Linked DNA regions of Homo sapiens: regions 1, 2, 4 and 5 are each linked to region 3. Evidence: chromatin contacts called from ENCODE Hi-C or POLR2A ChIA-PET data. All regions are on one chromosome and are shown on one strand. Each heading gives the region's core, a stretch centred on a gene start or an enhancer-like site at or near the end of the contact. The rest is flanking DNA. Distances are from core to core; before and after follow the strand shown. Region 1 holds the start of IDE (insulin degrading enzyme). Region 2 holds the start of PCGF5 (polycomb group ring finger 5). Region 3 holds the start of FGFBP3-AS1 (FGFBP3 antisense RNA 1). Region 4 holds the start of KIF11 (kinesin family member 11). Region 5 overlaps LOC124902479 (a long non-coding RNA gene).

Evidence for each region. Hi-C counts contacts between places; a loop is a spot of excess contacts on that map. ChIA-PET counts read pairs that join two places held with the same protein, here RNA polymerase II (POLR2A). Pooled maps may share reads with other maps.
Region 1: a map of CD8-positive, alpha-beta T cell shows a loop between it and region 3 (6-fold over the local background). The contact joins the promoter of IDE here to the promoter of FGFBP3-AS1 in region 3. A Hi-C loop is called at or near these places in 1 of 168 maps with a recorded cell type or tissue (CD8-positive, alpha-beta T cell) and 6 of 50 pooled maps. POLR2A ChIA-PET finds 5 or more read pairs at or near these places in 1 of 52 experiments (HEK293).
Region 2: a loop to region 3 is called in a map of naive thymus-derived CD4-positive, alpha-beta T cell, with 7 times the contacts of the local background. The contact joins the promoter of PCGF5 here to the promoter of FGFBP3-AS1 in region 3. A Hi-C loop is called at or near these places in 1 of 168 maps with a recorded cell type or tissue (naive thymus-derived CD4-positive, alpha-beta T cell) and 8 of 50 pooled maps. POLR2A ChIA-PET finds 5 or more read pairs at or near these places in 1 of 52 experiments (K562).
Region 4: a map of CD4-positive, alpha-beta memory T cell shows a loop between it and region 3 (6-fold over the local background). The contact joins the promoter of KIF11 here to the promoter of FGFBP3-AS1 in region 3. A Hi-C loop is called at or near these places in 3 of 168 maps with a recorded cell type or tissue (CD4-positive, alpha-beta memory T cell, CD8-positive, alpha-beta T cell and naive thymus-derived CD4-positive, alpha-beta T cell) and 9 of 50 pooled maps. POLR2A ChIA-PET finds 5 or more read pairs at or near these places in 2 of 52 experiments (CD4-positive, alpha-beta T cell and HEK293).
Region 5: a loop to region 3 is called in a map of CD8-positive, alpha-beta T cell, with 6 times the contacts of the local background. The contact joins the enhancer-like site here to the promoter of FGFBP3-AS1 in region 3. A Hi-C loop is called at or near these places in 7 of 168 maps with a recorded cell type or tissue (CD4-positive, alpha-beta T cell, CD4-positive, alpha-beta memory T cell, CD8-positive, alpha-beta T cell and 3 more), 6 of 37 single-sample maps with no recorded cell type and 14 of 50 pooled maps.

Annotation. Positions count from the first base shown.
Region 1 is chr10:92,572,826-92,575,535 of GRCh38, reverse strand. It overlaps IDE (insulin degrading enzyme), which reads left to right and starts at 1,443. Exons shown (of 25, transcript NM_004969.4): 1 at 1,443-1,614. The coding sequence starts at 1,517. RefSeq lists enhancers at 784-1,023, 1,034-1,093 and a silencer at 1,594-2,043.
Region 2 is chr10:91,219,262-91,222,129 of GRCh38, reverse strand. PCGF5 (polycomb group ring finger 5) reads right to left here and starts at 1,467. Exons shown (of 10, transcript NM_032373.5): 1 at 1,294-1,467. RefSeq lists silencers at 844-1,138, 828-1,287, 1,358-1,667 and an enhancer at 1,858-1,927.
Region 3 is chr10:91,906,831-91,909,693 of GRCh38, reverse strand. It overlaps FGFBP3-AS1 (FGFBP3 antisense RNA 1), which reads right to left and starts at 1,565. Exons shown (of 2, transcript NR_199602.1): 1 at 1,445-1,565; 2 at 346-797. It overlaps FGFBP3 (fibroblast growth factor binding protein 3), which reads left to right and starts at 208. Exons shown (of 2, transcript NM_152429.5): 1 at 208-296; 2 at 647-2,863. The coding sequence starts at 725. The coding sequence ends at 1,501. RefSeq lists an enhancer at 568-862 and a silencer at 766-1,335.
Region 4 is chr10:92,591,697-92,594,518 of GRCh38, reverse strand. It overlaps KIF11 (kinesin family member 11), which reads right to left and starts at 1,389. Exons shown (of 22, transcript NM_004523.4): 1 at 1,067-1,389. The coding sequence starts at 1,143. RefSeq lists silencers at 985-1,054, 1,135-1,184 and enhancers at 652-1,403, 1,505-1,554, 1,585-1,774, 2,585-2,674.
Region 5 is chr10:91,005,041-91,007,740 of GRCh38, reverse strand. The region is part of intron 1 of LOC124902479 (a long non-coding RNA gene); the gene reads left to right. Among named protein-coding and RNA genes, the nearest start is that of LINC00502, 39 kb to the left of the region's middle. Within about 2 kb of position 1,285, at least 8 of the 41 ENCODE cell types and tissues checked have a DNase peak (open chromatin) inside an H3K27ac peak, as active enhancers do; they include CD8-positive, alpha-beta T cell, where a contact is called at or near this core.

The sequences.
Region 1 (2,710 bases), core at 194-2,693, 670 kb before region 3:
AGCATTTTTATGTAAGCATTTCTAATAAGTAGCCTAAAGAGATCTCAGGAAAAAAAAGGGTACTAATCTCCAAGTCTCGAGTATTTGTTGTGATGTATTTTCTCTCTATAGTAATCTTCTGATTGCTAATTTTGTATTTATAATTTGTATTTTATGTCTCAAAGAGGTCCCCCAAATTGTATATGTTTCAAGCCCTCCAAGTCTGAATCTACCCCAGCCCATTTATAGATTCCATTAATGGAGCATAAATGTATTCAGAAAGGCTGCATTAACACTCTCAGAGGAGCTGCTTCAAGGTGATTGACTACTCTGCATTGGGACTGGTAATTTAAAGGTTCTTAAAACCATGCACTTGCAAACACCACTAGGAGGCTTGCCATAATTTTTACCTGTTTTCATCCAAAGGTTTGCCTTTAGGTGAAACCGCACTGTTAAAAAGATCGTGGGTACGTCTTCGATAAAGCATCAACTTGATTAAGGAACCCTCCTACTGAATTCCCATTTAAAGCAATACTTGGACTAAGGACACCGTTTTTGGCTGCAGTCTTGATCGTCTGTCAATCAGAAACCTAAAAGTACTTAAGCTGGCAAGTCACCATCCCTAATAGCATTCTTCCTTAAAGACTCCCATAAGGTATTATGGAAAGTTAGATTCATAACAACTATTAAGTTGTTCGTGGGTGCAAAGCCCCATAAAGCCACTGGGGAGAAAATTCTTTGTTTAAAAAGTAACCACTGAAGCCGACTGACATTAGTAGTATTCCTAGTACGGAGTACTAACAAGAGTAGTAGTTTCTACTCTGGATTTGAAGCCTTGTTTTGCTGCGGCGCCCGTCCCATCCGCACCTTCCTCTTAAGAGAGCTGCTAACTTCCCCAAGGATGGAAACGTCCCCCTGGGTCCTGGCCTCTCTATCGCTGACCCCTGCGTCTGAATTTCCCCCACGCCGCACTCGAGCCTTGTCTCCAGCGCATCTGTGCCTTCGCGGTCCACGTCCCCACCGCGCTCTAGAGGGAGCCCGCGGGCCGCGCGCCGGCCGCGGATTCATTTTACGTGAGGCCGCCGCGACCACGAACCTTGTTCCAACACCTGCAGGGTCCGGCACGCTAGTCAGTGGGGGTGCCTCAGAAAACATAGCCCCGTGTGCCCTCACTGGATTTATGAGCGGCCCCTCGCCCCCTCACAGTCAGACACACGTCGCCACCCTCACAAGTGCGGCCGGTGGGATCTAGCTGGGACCCTCCCCGCCTGGGAAAGTCTGGGTGCTGGCTCCTAAAGCGCCCCGGCCAAACCCCTGTCCCTCCAGTCCGCCTGCTCAGGCCTCGGCTGTCCGCGGTCTTCACCGTCCTCGCCTGCGTCCTGGCCCCATCCGGCTCCAGGCAAAACCCGGAGCAGCTACCTCTCCGCAGCTCCCGGGAGACCGCGCGGCGCCGCGGCTAGAGCATGCGCAGTGCGCAGGGCCGGCTCGAAGCGCAAGCAGGAAGCGTTTGCGGTGATCCCGGCGACTGCGCTGGCTAATGCGGTACCGGCTAGCGTGGCTTCTGCACCCCGCACTGCCCAGCACCTTCCGCTCAGTCCTCGGCGCCCGCCTGCCGCCTCCGGAGCGCCTGTGTGGGTAAGCGGAATGGAGCGCCCGGGCCCTCGGGCCCCGTGGGTCACAGCGGTTTGGCGCTCGGGTTGCAAAGTGGTGATTCAGCACTTAAAGCCGCCACCGCTGCCCCTCACGCCGCCCGTCCCGCCGGCCTGGGGCCCGTACTGCCGCGCTGAGGCCGCCCCAGGGCCCGGAAGAGCGGCTCGCCAGGCGGGAGCCAGAGGCCTGGTCCAGAGTCGGGGACGTCCCTTGGGCTGGTGAGGGGCCGGGGCCGCTACCCGGGGCCACGGGGCGTGTGCCACTAGTGCGGGGGGCGCAGGGGCGGACAGAGTCACCCGGCCTGCACCTGGGAGCCGCGCCGCGTCACTCTCCCGGAGTCCGCCTGTGAGGGGGCCGGGAACCTGAGGCGGACTCGAGCCGTGGGGTAAAGGAATCCGGCGACTTCGGGGGGACCGCTTCTCACCTTGCCCTCAGCCCTGCCCTTTTCTCCGGGCACTGAGTTTCCAGGACCGTGTGGAATGCCCGCGCTGGGAAAAAAGTTTGCCTGCCTCCCGCCTTGGAAGACGAGTGTGGGGTTTCCTATCGGGGGACATTTAGGAGCCAAAAGATACCTCGGGATCCTCTACAGCAGCTCCCTTGTTTTACGTCGGAGACAACCGGAGCTCCGAGAGATGGCTTGATTTCCCAGCAACTGCCGAGATTGTGGCAAAACCAGGATTAGGACACAGGTTTTTTGCCATCCGGCGGCGTGCCCTCTCCACTGCACCGTTGATCTGCGTACGCTAGGCGTTTTCAGGCTTGTAGTGAACGCTGAATACTTTTTACTACGAATGGAAGAAGATAGGCAGTATTATCTTGCCCTCCCTAGAAACGTTATTTGAACCCCTGCTGGTTTTAATCAGTAATAGCCAGCACCTACTAAGTGCAGGGCACTGTGCTGGACCCTCTATGTAAAGTATGTGTCTGCCTTCCAAGGAACTTTGACTTGATTGGAGCGGATTGGGATGCCACGGGAATTGAGATAGCTACAAGGGTGTGTTGATGAGGGTCAGAAGATGGGTAGTATGGGTAGTGTGTGGGGCCAGAGATGGGGGGGTAGGCTGGCTTTGGAAGGAATGGC
Region 2 (2,868 bases), core at 218-2,717, 690 kb after region 3:
TTCTCTTTACAAACAGAAAAATGTTTCCCATTCTGTCACATAAGACCTTCTACAGGTTAACCTTAATATACCCTTCAACAACTTTCTTCAACCTGAAGGGATCACTCCTCTCCCACCGTCTCCTCTGCAGGTTCTAAGCACTCTATCCAACACGCCCTTTCTCTCCTCTGTCTGCATGCCACCTATCCTTCAAGCCCTTCTCCAATGCTATTCTCAGTGCAATCTTTCCCTAGTTTTTAATGCTTACTTCTTTCCTATTACATTTGCCTTTTATTTTGATTTATAGTTACGTTCATTCTTTACCTTCTTTGTTAGACCAAAAACTCTTCAATAGAAACTGGTCATATTTAGTAGATATATAACCTGGATAATGCTACTTTCCTGTCTCAGGTTTTTTTTTTTTTTTAACTGTAAAATATGTATCCTCTCAGAAAACACAACATGAAAGGTGTTGATTTTCCTAAGTGCATTCTATAAACAGGAACTTTCCCCCATCTTAGCTGTTAACTCATTGGTAAATATAAAGCAACCGGAAAGGTAAAAGGCATTCCATCAACACATACCCACTGCGAATGTGCAGGGAATAGGCTCTACGTGTAATCATCCTATCCTCTTGGGAAACCGTATTCGTGCGTGTAACAGAAAGCAAGCATAATTAAAAGACAGGGAATCAGGGTTCTGGCCCTTACCCCTGTATGACCTTCAGCAAACCGTTTCATATCTGAGCCTGGGTCTCGGCTTCCTCCTCTATAAGTTGGGATTAACTGCCTTGCCTTTCCCACAGGTTTGCCATGAAACTCCAAAGTAAGAGAAAGTCCTCTGGAAGAGGAAATGCACGGTCCCGACCTGGGGTGGTACTAAGATCCTAAGGCACAGAGCCCTGTGACCAAGACAGTTAAGGGAAGCAAGAACTTGCAATGACGGGGCGGGGGCAAGGGGGAACTTTTCTGCGTTCTCCGGCAGGACCCAGCGGTACAGCCCTGTGGGGTCCCAGCACAGCCGCGCCCGCCCGGCAGGTGCGCGGGCCCAGGCCCCGCGGGCGCGCTGCTCAGGCCGGGGAGAGCGAGCAGCCTTTCCCGGGGCCGGCGTCCGCAGCCGGCCGCTCTCCCCGCCGAGGTAGGCACAGCTCCGAAGCCCCCGCCCGGGTCGGTAGCCCCCTGCACCCGAAGGGCCCTCCCGGCTCCAGGCTGGGCCGGCCAGGGCAGGTGTCTGGAGGTGTCGCTCTCGCCTGAGGCGCAAACTTGGGTGAGGAGTCTGGCGTCCCTGCAGCTCCCCAGCCCGCCCGGTACCTACCCAGCGGCCGCCACCGCCGCCGCTCCTCGCCCGCCAGCGCGCCGGCCTCAGAGTGAAGGAAAGTGAAACAGAAACAGCACCCGCCGCGGCCTGGCCGGTCCCCGCGCCCCGTCTGCTCTCCCCCTGCAGGCGGGAGCGCGCCGGCTCTGTGGGGCCACTCGGCTCAGGCCCGACAGGGCGCGGCGGGCCTCGGGGCCCAGGTCCGGTGCCGCCTCCAAGGGCAACTCCACCCACTTCCAACCGGCGGCACCGCCCGCCCCGCCGCCCGGCCACGCCCCCGCCGCCCGGCCACGCCCACCACCACGCCCGGAGGCCGCGCCTGCCGCCTGCGCTGCTCGCAGGTGCAGCTGCCGCCCTGGCTCCCTGTGCTACACGTAGCTCTGGCCAAATATTATCTCGGTTCTTCTTATCCTCACCGTCCACCCCTTCGGTTGTTTACATCATAACAATGACTGGCATATTTTCCCTGGAGGGTTTAAAAGCAACGGTCAGTGATGAGACTGACGCACCCTGAGAATTTGTCTCTTCAGCTGCGTCTTCCCCAAGTCTGTCCCACCTGCGCCGAAGTGGGGACAAAGCCATCCCTTGATTTGCACCTTATCTGAAAATGACTGACAAACTTGTTACTGTAGTGTGGGTCCAGAGATCATGGTCGTTGACAACTATAAGCAAACGGGAACGTTGTGGAGGTTGAGGGTGGGGGGAGGGTGAGTGGTAAAGAAGCATTACTGTTTGCAACGTTCAAAACAAACAAAAACCCAGTACTCTTTCTAGTGGACTTTGAGATCTACAAGAGACCATTCACTGCAAAAACCTTCATTCAAAAATGTGTATTCTAGAAGCCAGAGCAGTGATGGCTTAAGAAAATGACAATAATAGAGGGTAGGGGAGACTGTCAATGCAAAATATTTGCTTTTTCTCCAACTGATAGGCGTTAACTTCTTACTAAAGTGATAGATGACTCTAAGTGGCAAACCAACAAACTTAACAACCGCTAGTCCAGCAGCCATACAAGTGTTCAAAGATCCATTTCAAATTTAAAATGCATCAAGCAGTAGACCAAGGCAGCTTTTTAAACTATCCATTTTATAATCAAACTTTGACATGTTTAAAAATTGCCATTTCTAATATCACAGCAGGAGCAATACATTTTCTGAAACAGCTTTAAATGACCACATTCGTATAGTCCTTTAAAGAACCATTTTCCAAAATCATACATGCCAATGTCCAAGCTGGGATCAACTTCATAAGTCGCAGCAATCACAATGAGTAAGAGAAAACAAGTGAGGTCAAATGACTTCATGGCAGTAGGATTACTCTTTATGCTTCATATCTTTCATTTCAGAGACTAAACAGAACAGTATGTGAAAAATCACACTACTTCTAGTGTGTTTAAAATATGCATTGGAGGATATTACTGTATATATACCACAATATATAAAAAAGACTTGGTATGTTCCTATTTTGTGTCTGAAACTATTTTAAATATGTTTTAAAAGAATAACAGTGGAGTCCAGGGGGCTTAAATGTGATTGGTGACCTATCACAAGTGCGGTTAATCAGTATTCCTGAAGG
Region 3 (2,863 bases), core at 316-2,815:
AATTTTGCCTGATTATTTTAAACATTGGAAGCAAAATACAAGATTTGTATTTCATACTACAGGACCGCTTCCATCATCCATCTGGAGAGACAGAGAGAGAGAGGGAGAGAGAGAGAGAAGCGCGGCGGTGATAAGTCTCCCAGTGTGAGAGAAATCGGGGAGGGGCGAAGAAGGGTAGGCCTCTTCTGTTCCATTGATACCACGTTCATTCACAGGGAGCCGGCTAAAACAGACTACTCCCCCGTGCAGTCGTTCCCTCTACCCTAATAAGGCTTTGGCGCCTCTCCCAGAACTCGGTAAGTTCAAAGTGTAGTAAAGTGCATGTTTCCAAGGAATCATCTGAAATGATTTTGTAGATAGTTTATTGCAGGTTGGAGAAGGGAGAAAATGAAGGAAGGGGTAGAGGGGGCAATTATCACGCATCGTTTTGCTATCGTATTTGCAAGGGGAAGAAAATCTCAATGCATACATGGTTCGAAAGTGATTATTTAGACAGTAAGCAGTTTCCCCAGGAAAGCTCCTCAGAGGGTCTCCTCGCAGGCTGCAGATTCTAGAAAGTCTGCGGAAGAGTAGTTCGCAGGTGCATGTGTCTGGGCGAAGCGCTGCGTGTGGCTCAGTTGGTGGCAGTCTCTGCCTCTGTCCGCAGGTCCTGGGGAATGCTCTTTGCCTGGTCCAGCCCCGACAAACGTGGTCTGAGAACAGCGGAGCGCGGAAACCGCGGAGCATGACTCCTCCGAAGCTGCGAGCGTCGCTGTCGCCGTCGCTGCTGCTGCTGCTGAGTGGTTGCCTCCTCGCGGCTGCTCGGAGGGAGAAAGGGGCGGCTAGCAACGTGGCGGAGCCGGTCCCCGGGCCCACTGGCGGCTCCTCGGGTCGCTTCCTCAGCCCCGAGCAGCACGCGTGCAGCTGGCAGCTCCTGCTGCCCGCCCCGGAGGCCGCAGCGGGCAGCGAGCTGGCGCTGCGCTGCCAGAGCCCGGACGGGGCGCGCCACCAGTGCGCCTACCGCGGGCATCCGGAGCGCTGCGCAGCCTACGCCGCTCGCCGCGCGCACTTCTGGAAGCAGGTGCTGGGAGGGCTGCGCAAGAAGCGGAGGCCCTGTCACGACCCCGCGCCGCTCCAGGCCCGCTTGTGCGCGGGCAAGAAGGGCCACGGCGCCGAGCTGCGGCTAGTGCCCCGCGCGTCCCCGCCCGCACGCCCCACCGTCGCGGGATTCGCGGGGGAGTCCAAGCCCCGGGCCCGGAACCGGGGGCGGACCCGGGAGCGTGCGTCCGGCCCAGCCGCTGGGACCCCGCCTCCCCAAAGCGCACCGCCCAAAGAAAACCCCTCAGAGAGGAAGACCAACGAGGGCAAGAGGAAGGCGGCCTTGGTCCCCAACGAGGAGCGACCCATGGGGACCGGGCCCGACCCCGACGGGCTGGACGGGAACGCGGAGCTCACGGAGACCTACTGCGCTGAGAAGTGGCACTCCCTCTGCAACTTCTTTGTCAATTTCTGGAACGGCTGAGACTGCCTGCCGGCTTAGGGAGGGTTGATGGGGGAGGCGTGGGGAAGGGAAAGCTAAGGGCGTCTTAGACCGGGGGGTACTGTGATAGAGATTGGGGAGAAGTCCAGGTTCTCGAATGGGGGTGGGGGCAAGGGTAAGGGTGAGATGCTTGGGATGAGAGTGTAAGGGGTATGGAGAATCTCTGGGATAGCAGAGAAGTTAAAAATTTTGAAAAGTCTCAGTCCTGATTAAGAGCAGGAAAAATAATGGAAACAGAAATAGGCGTACTTTAAATGTGCAAAAACTGGAGACTGGGGAGAGAAATCGATGCAGAGGGAGGCTGAGAATAAGGGGGAGATAGAGTGACTAAAGTGATGTGAGTCCCATGTGGGGAGGGGGATGCAATGTTTATTGTTTAACATTTCTATTAAATGCAGCCATGAGCAATTGCCAACCTGAGCCAGGTTGAATCAATGTCTTCTCACTTAATCAGCTAACAAGACTGCAGACTTTTTTTCCGTTTCTGAATTGGTATAAACTTGGATGCGGCGTGGTGGGTGTCATAGATAACCTCTATAGGGACAGAAGCCTCACAGGTCAAAACTGGCTCCAAGGAAAGTTTTGCAGAATGATTTCCTTTCCATTCTTTTAGAAGAGCTACCTTTTTTTTTTTTTTTCCCTGACAGGGTCTGGCTTGCCCAGGCTGGAGTGCGGTGGCTAGTCACAGGTGTAATAATAGGCACTGCAGTCTCCAACTCCTGGCCTCAAGGGATCCTCACATCTTAGCCTCCAGAATAGCTAGGAGTAGGAGTAGCTGGGACTACAAGCATGCACAGCTGCACTTGGCTTAGAAGTGCTACTTTATTTTTATTTTTGAGACAGGGTCTTGTGTCATCCAGACTGGAGCAGTGGTGCAATTATGGCTCACTGCGGCCTCGACATTCCAGTCTCAAGTGATCCTCTGCCTCAGCCTCCGGAGTAGCCAGGACTACAGGGGTGTGCCACTAGAAGTGCTACTTTTTAACGAAATGGTGACTAATGTTCTGGAACTTTCCCATTAACCTTCTGCATTTAGAAGGAATTATAGATGTTGAGTGCTCCAGTAAACAGTGATTCTCTTTATATCTGATTTTTTTTTTTAAACAGCTAAAATGTAAGTATGTATCTCAGAGTCATTTTGACCATTATGGAAGTTGTATCTCTCTGTTTCATGTAACTAATTATTAATATATTTCATTTTTAGTGTGATGTAATGAGAGACTGTGTGTGTATGTTAGGTGCTCAATAAAAACTGTATGGTTAGATTTAAAGAAGTGGCAAGGCAATGGAAATTCTACCTGCATTTGATCTACTTCCAAGTACACCTTGAATTAAGTTCTTAAA
Region 4 (2,822 bases), core at 140-2,639, 690 kb before region 3:
TTTAAAATTTGCACTTGTTATATGCACTGCATTTTTAAATAAAAATCTTCAAACAACTAACTACTAACAGAAGCCCCAGAGTACAACAACTAGTAAGTGTCACTGGCTAGACTTAAGATTGCCACCCAATTTCCTCTCTGACACCTTGTTTAGAAACCTAGTCATCACCTTCGATATCCACAATTCAAGTTACCAGGGCTGAGTAAACAATAGCCTAAGAAAGTTTGTTGATACAAGTTTTTCTAAAAAATAACCTTTTAATTTTAGAATACTTTGGGGTTTACAGAAAAGTTGCAACAGCAACTGTTAACAGCCACAAAAACGGACACACAAAACACACATACTCAGTAAACTGTGGAGAGCCTCTAAAAAGTTGAATAAATCAATTCTAACTAAGCAGCAGTTTCTAGCTTATTTTAAAATTGGGAAGTTATTTGGAAACCAGTCAGGGGAGGGCCGAACACCCCTCCACATCCCTTTATCTCGAAATATCCGTTTAGTTTGGTCTATGAACAAACACGCAGATGAAAGGGAAAACTGCAGCACAATCAGAAATTTACACTAGCTTAACTTGTCTTGATCTTTTAAAAAACATAAACTCACTTTATTAATTTTTAATGTTTAAAGACAGAGATGTTTACTTGTTTAGTAGGGATGCAGAAAATATTGCATCTAGAATAAAGAGAACAGTGATTGATTGCTTTTTAGAGGTAATAATACCAACGTAAGTGCTTAACCATCTGCAAAATAGGTATTCAGTCTTACTTCCAAACTGACAAACTACATGAAGTAGCATATAAAAGTGACACCTACATCTTTATTGACTATAGTTTAAACATAAGAACGCACTTTTCAGTATGGAACAGTGATCAAATCAAACATGTTATTTTCTCCTAAAAACCACATACACACAGCAACCGGGTGTCATTTTTATTGAACAGAACGCGGAGAACCAAGAAACTGGGACCCTCAGGAAATGCAAATAAAATCCCTCTCCCTGGACCGCGCAGTAGGGGGCCCAGCAGCGAAGCCGCAGCGCTCGGAATCCTGTCAGCCCTCTCCCTACCTGCATCTCACCACCACCTGGATGTTCTTCCCCTTCTCCTCTTTCTTCTTCGCAGACGAATTTGGCTGCGACGCCATGACGGTCCCCGCCAAAAAATCAAGGCCCGGCCGCGGACCTGGGCGCTGTGAGGGGCGGAGGGGCTTGGCGGCCGACAGGGGCCGGAGTCTCCCTGGTCCCTCTCGGGCGCTGGCGTGGCCTGGAGGACCGACGCACGCAGGTCGGCGTCCCCGCTCTCTACCCGGTACTCTGGCCGTGGCGTTTGTCCCGCGCCAGTCGGAGCCGCCAAATCACTAATCTCGTCTCCGCCCGAATCCCCAGAAACTAAGCAACGACTCGGCGCCTCAATTTGAAAAAGAGACAGAGTAGCCGGACCAATGGCTGCGCTGGCGCGCAAGGCACCATGGGATGCAGTATCCTCACTGGAGCCCCGCCCCCGGAGCGTGGCCTACGGGAACGTAAAGAGGTGGTCTGTCTGCTTGCTCCGGAACTTGGTAGTCCAGAGCCGAGACGCTAGAATTGAGTGTGGAACTTTTAGCGTAGCGTGGCTCAACTTACATAACGTCCCTAGCCCAAAATTCCCTCAGCTGCAGAGAGGAAATAATAGTAACCATCTCAGAGGGTTAGGGTGAGAATTAATGAGCTTGTGGAAGTAAATAGATTGGAATATATGGTAAGCACTCGCCATGATTATAATTATTAGAGAATTGTAAGAGAGGGCAGTAGAAGCACAGAAGAGAGGTCCAAAGCGAGCCGCCATCCCGGAGGCAGAGACCAGAATAGTCTTTGTGTGTGTGTGTGTGTGTGTGTGTGTGTGAGAGACGGAGTCTTGCTCTTGTCACCCAGGCTGGAGTGCAGTGGCGCGATCTCGGCTCATTGCAACCTCCGCCTCGCAGGTTCAAGCGATTCTGCTGCTTCAGCCCCCGAGTAGCTGGGATTACAGGTGCGTGCCACCACGCCCGGCTAATATTTGTATTTTCAGTAGAGATGTGGTTTCACCATGTTGGCCAGGCTGGTCTCGAACTCCTGACCTCAGATGATCCACCCGCCTCGGCCTCCCAAAGTGCTGGGATTACAGGCGTGAGCCACCGCGCCCGGTCCAGAATAGGCTTGAAGAATAATTAATGTTGGGGCCCGGTGGCTCAGGCCTGTAATCCCAACACTTTAACGGGCCGAGGTAGGACGATAACTTAAGTTCCAGGAGTTTGAGACCAGTCTGGGCGACATAGGGAGACCCCCCTCCCCGCGCCTCCCAACGGGTCTCAACAAAAAATAGAGGGGAAAAAATAGCCTGGTGTGGTGATGCGTGCCTTTTGGTCCCATCTACTCGGGATGCTGAGGAAGAAGGATCGCTGAACACGGGAGATAGAGGCTGCAGTGAGCCGGGATTATGTCGCTGGATTACTCCAGCATAGGCGACAGAGCAATGCCCTTTCTCAAAAAGAAAATAATAATAATAATAATTAGGAAGTGTTAAGCGATAAGGCTACTACAGGTTCCAAATCGTGATGAAATGGACACTGGACGCCATTTGGAGGACTCTGAATTTATCCTTTAGTCATCATCTCTAAGTGACTCCAGGCAAGAAAGCAGGGTCCGCCTCGATTTTAGAACGACTGCACTGACCGAGTGACGCAGGCCGCGGGTGCGCTGCGCTCCCCGTTTCTGCGCGGCGCAGCGGGCGGTGGCATCTCAAGGAAGCTGCGCAAACATCCGCCGCCCCGGCCTACGGATCCCAGCATGCAGCGCTCGCTGGGGC
Region 5 (2,700 bases), core at 36-2,535, 900 kb after region 3:
GTTCTTCCCATCCCCCACAAGGAAGGAACAGATTCTTTACCCCCAAGTAGGGTTGCCAGATAAAATCCTGGACATACCATTAAATTTGAATTTTGAATAAATATCAAATAATTTTTTCATATAAGCGCGTCCCAAATATTGCAGAAAAATCAAATTACAGAGTGTCCTGTATTTTCATTTGTTAAACCCTACTCCCAAGGGATGCCTGTTTCTATTCTTGTGAGTGGTTCATTTTGGTTCTTTCTCTTAGGTTGAGATTAACTGGTGATCACTGGTTTTATTACATATGAAAACTTTCGGCACGGTCTTTACCGAAATGGAGGAAAAAAAGTGATTCTTTCTTAAGTTCTTTGGTTAGACTATTCAATAGGCACATTTTTTGTTCTTATCTAATATGGCAGTCTAGTAAGAAAATTGAGGAAAAATGCAGGATTACTAGCTCCCCATGAACCCCTTTCCTCCCTCTGCCCAAGTCTTAACTATACAGCATCACGATGTAAATGGAGGTAGACAAGGAGAGCACAGATGACACCAAAGCAATGCAATCTGAAACTATCAAAAGTTCCACTTCTCACACCACAAACTCCTTTGTTGGTTAGTTGTGAGTGGGTATTTATAGAACTAGCACTGTACTTTCATTTTGAGACAGCAGCTTGCTTTTAGCCTGAGCAATAATTAGATAAATTATTCCCTTCACTTCAGATTATTAGTGACTAAAACTCTGCCTAGAGATTTTTGAAACTTTGATCAGCATAAACTGGAAAAACAGTCACTTAAATGCTGCAAGTGATTTTCCATCTTGTAGGAGGTAGAGATATCAATAATCCTGCCAGGGTAGAGTCTCTCTTTATCAGACCCACCAGCCAGGTATCTTTTCACAAATGTAAAGCAAGTACCTACCCATTGCTTCTTGCTGGAAAAACAAAAAGAGGAAAGTATCAAGTTACCATCAAATGGGATGTTGTTCAGACTAGAAGCTCATTGTTCTGTTTGGAAATACAAACTGTGTGTTTGCTAGAGTCAGAGCTGCTTCTCTGCATACTTTTTTGGTCCTGGGGCTTGCTTTTTTGGGTCCAAGCTGAAGAATTGGATATAGAAAAGAGAAGAAAAGCATGAGATCCAAATCTCATGCTAAAGGAACTGGATGGAGTTTGGCACAGCTTAGCTCAGACTGGACCACTGCTGTCACATGCACGTTGTTATTTGAGACTGAATTACACAGAATGCACTGATGTTGGACTCTGATATGCAGTGATGTAATTGTCATGTTGAGGCCTACAGGGCAAGGCCACCCCCTAGTGGTAGGGGTTGGGATTGCTTCTTATGGAAGAAAAAATTACCACTGAATCATTCCAAGAAAAACCAATTATATCATGATTAGGTTAAACCTTAAATAGCAGTGGCTGAAATACACAAGGGTGTGCTTCTCTTTCTAAAAGGACATCTAGAAGTAGGCATTCGGAGCTATTCAGGTAGATCCTTGTTTCCCAAGGACTCAGGATTCCTTCTTCCTGCTTCATTAGCCTCAATGAATGGCTTGTTCTCAGGGTCACAGGATGGCTGCTGGAGCTCCAGCCATCATATCCACATTGAAGCCTAGAAGGAAGAAAGATGAAAGAGGAAAAATTAATAGCATGTGTGAGTGTATGTGTATTGGAGTGAGACCTCCTCACTGATTCTCCCTTTAAATAGCTTTTCTGACATTCCCCCAAACACTTCCACAGCTGGCTGAGGAATTGAGAAATGAAGCCTGTTATCTGGGCACTTTACCCTCCTAAGTAAATCAGGGTGCTTTTTACTAAGAAAGCGGGGGAATGAATGCCAGGCAGCAGTAGTAGTTTCTACCTCTCTGGGAAGCCAGCCTGAAACTAGAGGGACAGAGAAGTCTTTTCTCTCTCAAAGCCATTTGACAGCTGGGCCCAAACTTTCTGGTGGCAGACATGTGCTGGACTCTCATGTGGAGCTGGACCTGCTACTGAGAATGGCTCTGGTAGGTGTGTTTCAGGTAGCTGCTTTGCCAAAAGTTGAAATTACCTTTGAGGCTGAGCTTTCCTTCCATTATCCATAAGCCTTTGAAGAAGTTTTGTTAATTGTCTGGTGGTGATATGGTTCGGCTGTGTCCCCATGCAAATCTCTATCTTGAATTATAGCTCCCATAATCCCCACATGTTGTGAGAGGAACTAGGTGGGAGGTAATTGAATCATGGGGGTGAGTTTTCTCGTGCTGTTCTCATGATAGTGAATAAGTCTCATAAGATCTGATGGTTTTACAAAGGGGAGTTCCCCTGCACATGCTCTCTTGCCTGCTGCCATGTCAGACGTGACTTTGCTCCTCATTCAACTTCTGCCATGATTGTGAGGCCTCCCCAGCCATGTGGGACTGTGAGTCCATTAAACCTCCTTTTCTTTATAAATTACCCAGTCTTGGGTATTTTATTAGCAGTGTGAGAACAGACTAATACAATAAATTGGTGCTGCAGAAAGTGGGGAGCTGCTGTAAAGATACCCAAAAATGTGGAAGCAACTTTGGAACTGGGTAATGGGCAGAGGTTGGAACAGTTGGGGCTCAGAAGAAGGTAGAAAAATGTGGGAATGTTTGGAATTTCCTAGAGACTTGGAGGGCTCAGAAGATAGGAAGATGTGGGAAAGTTTGGAACTTCCTAGGGACTTGTTGAATGGCTTTGACCAAAATGCTGACAG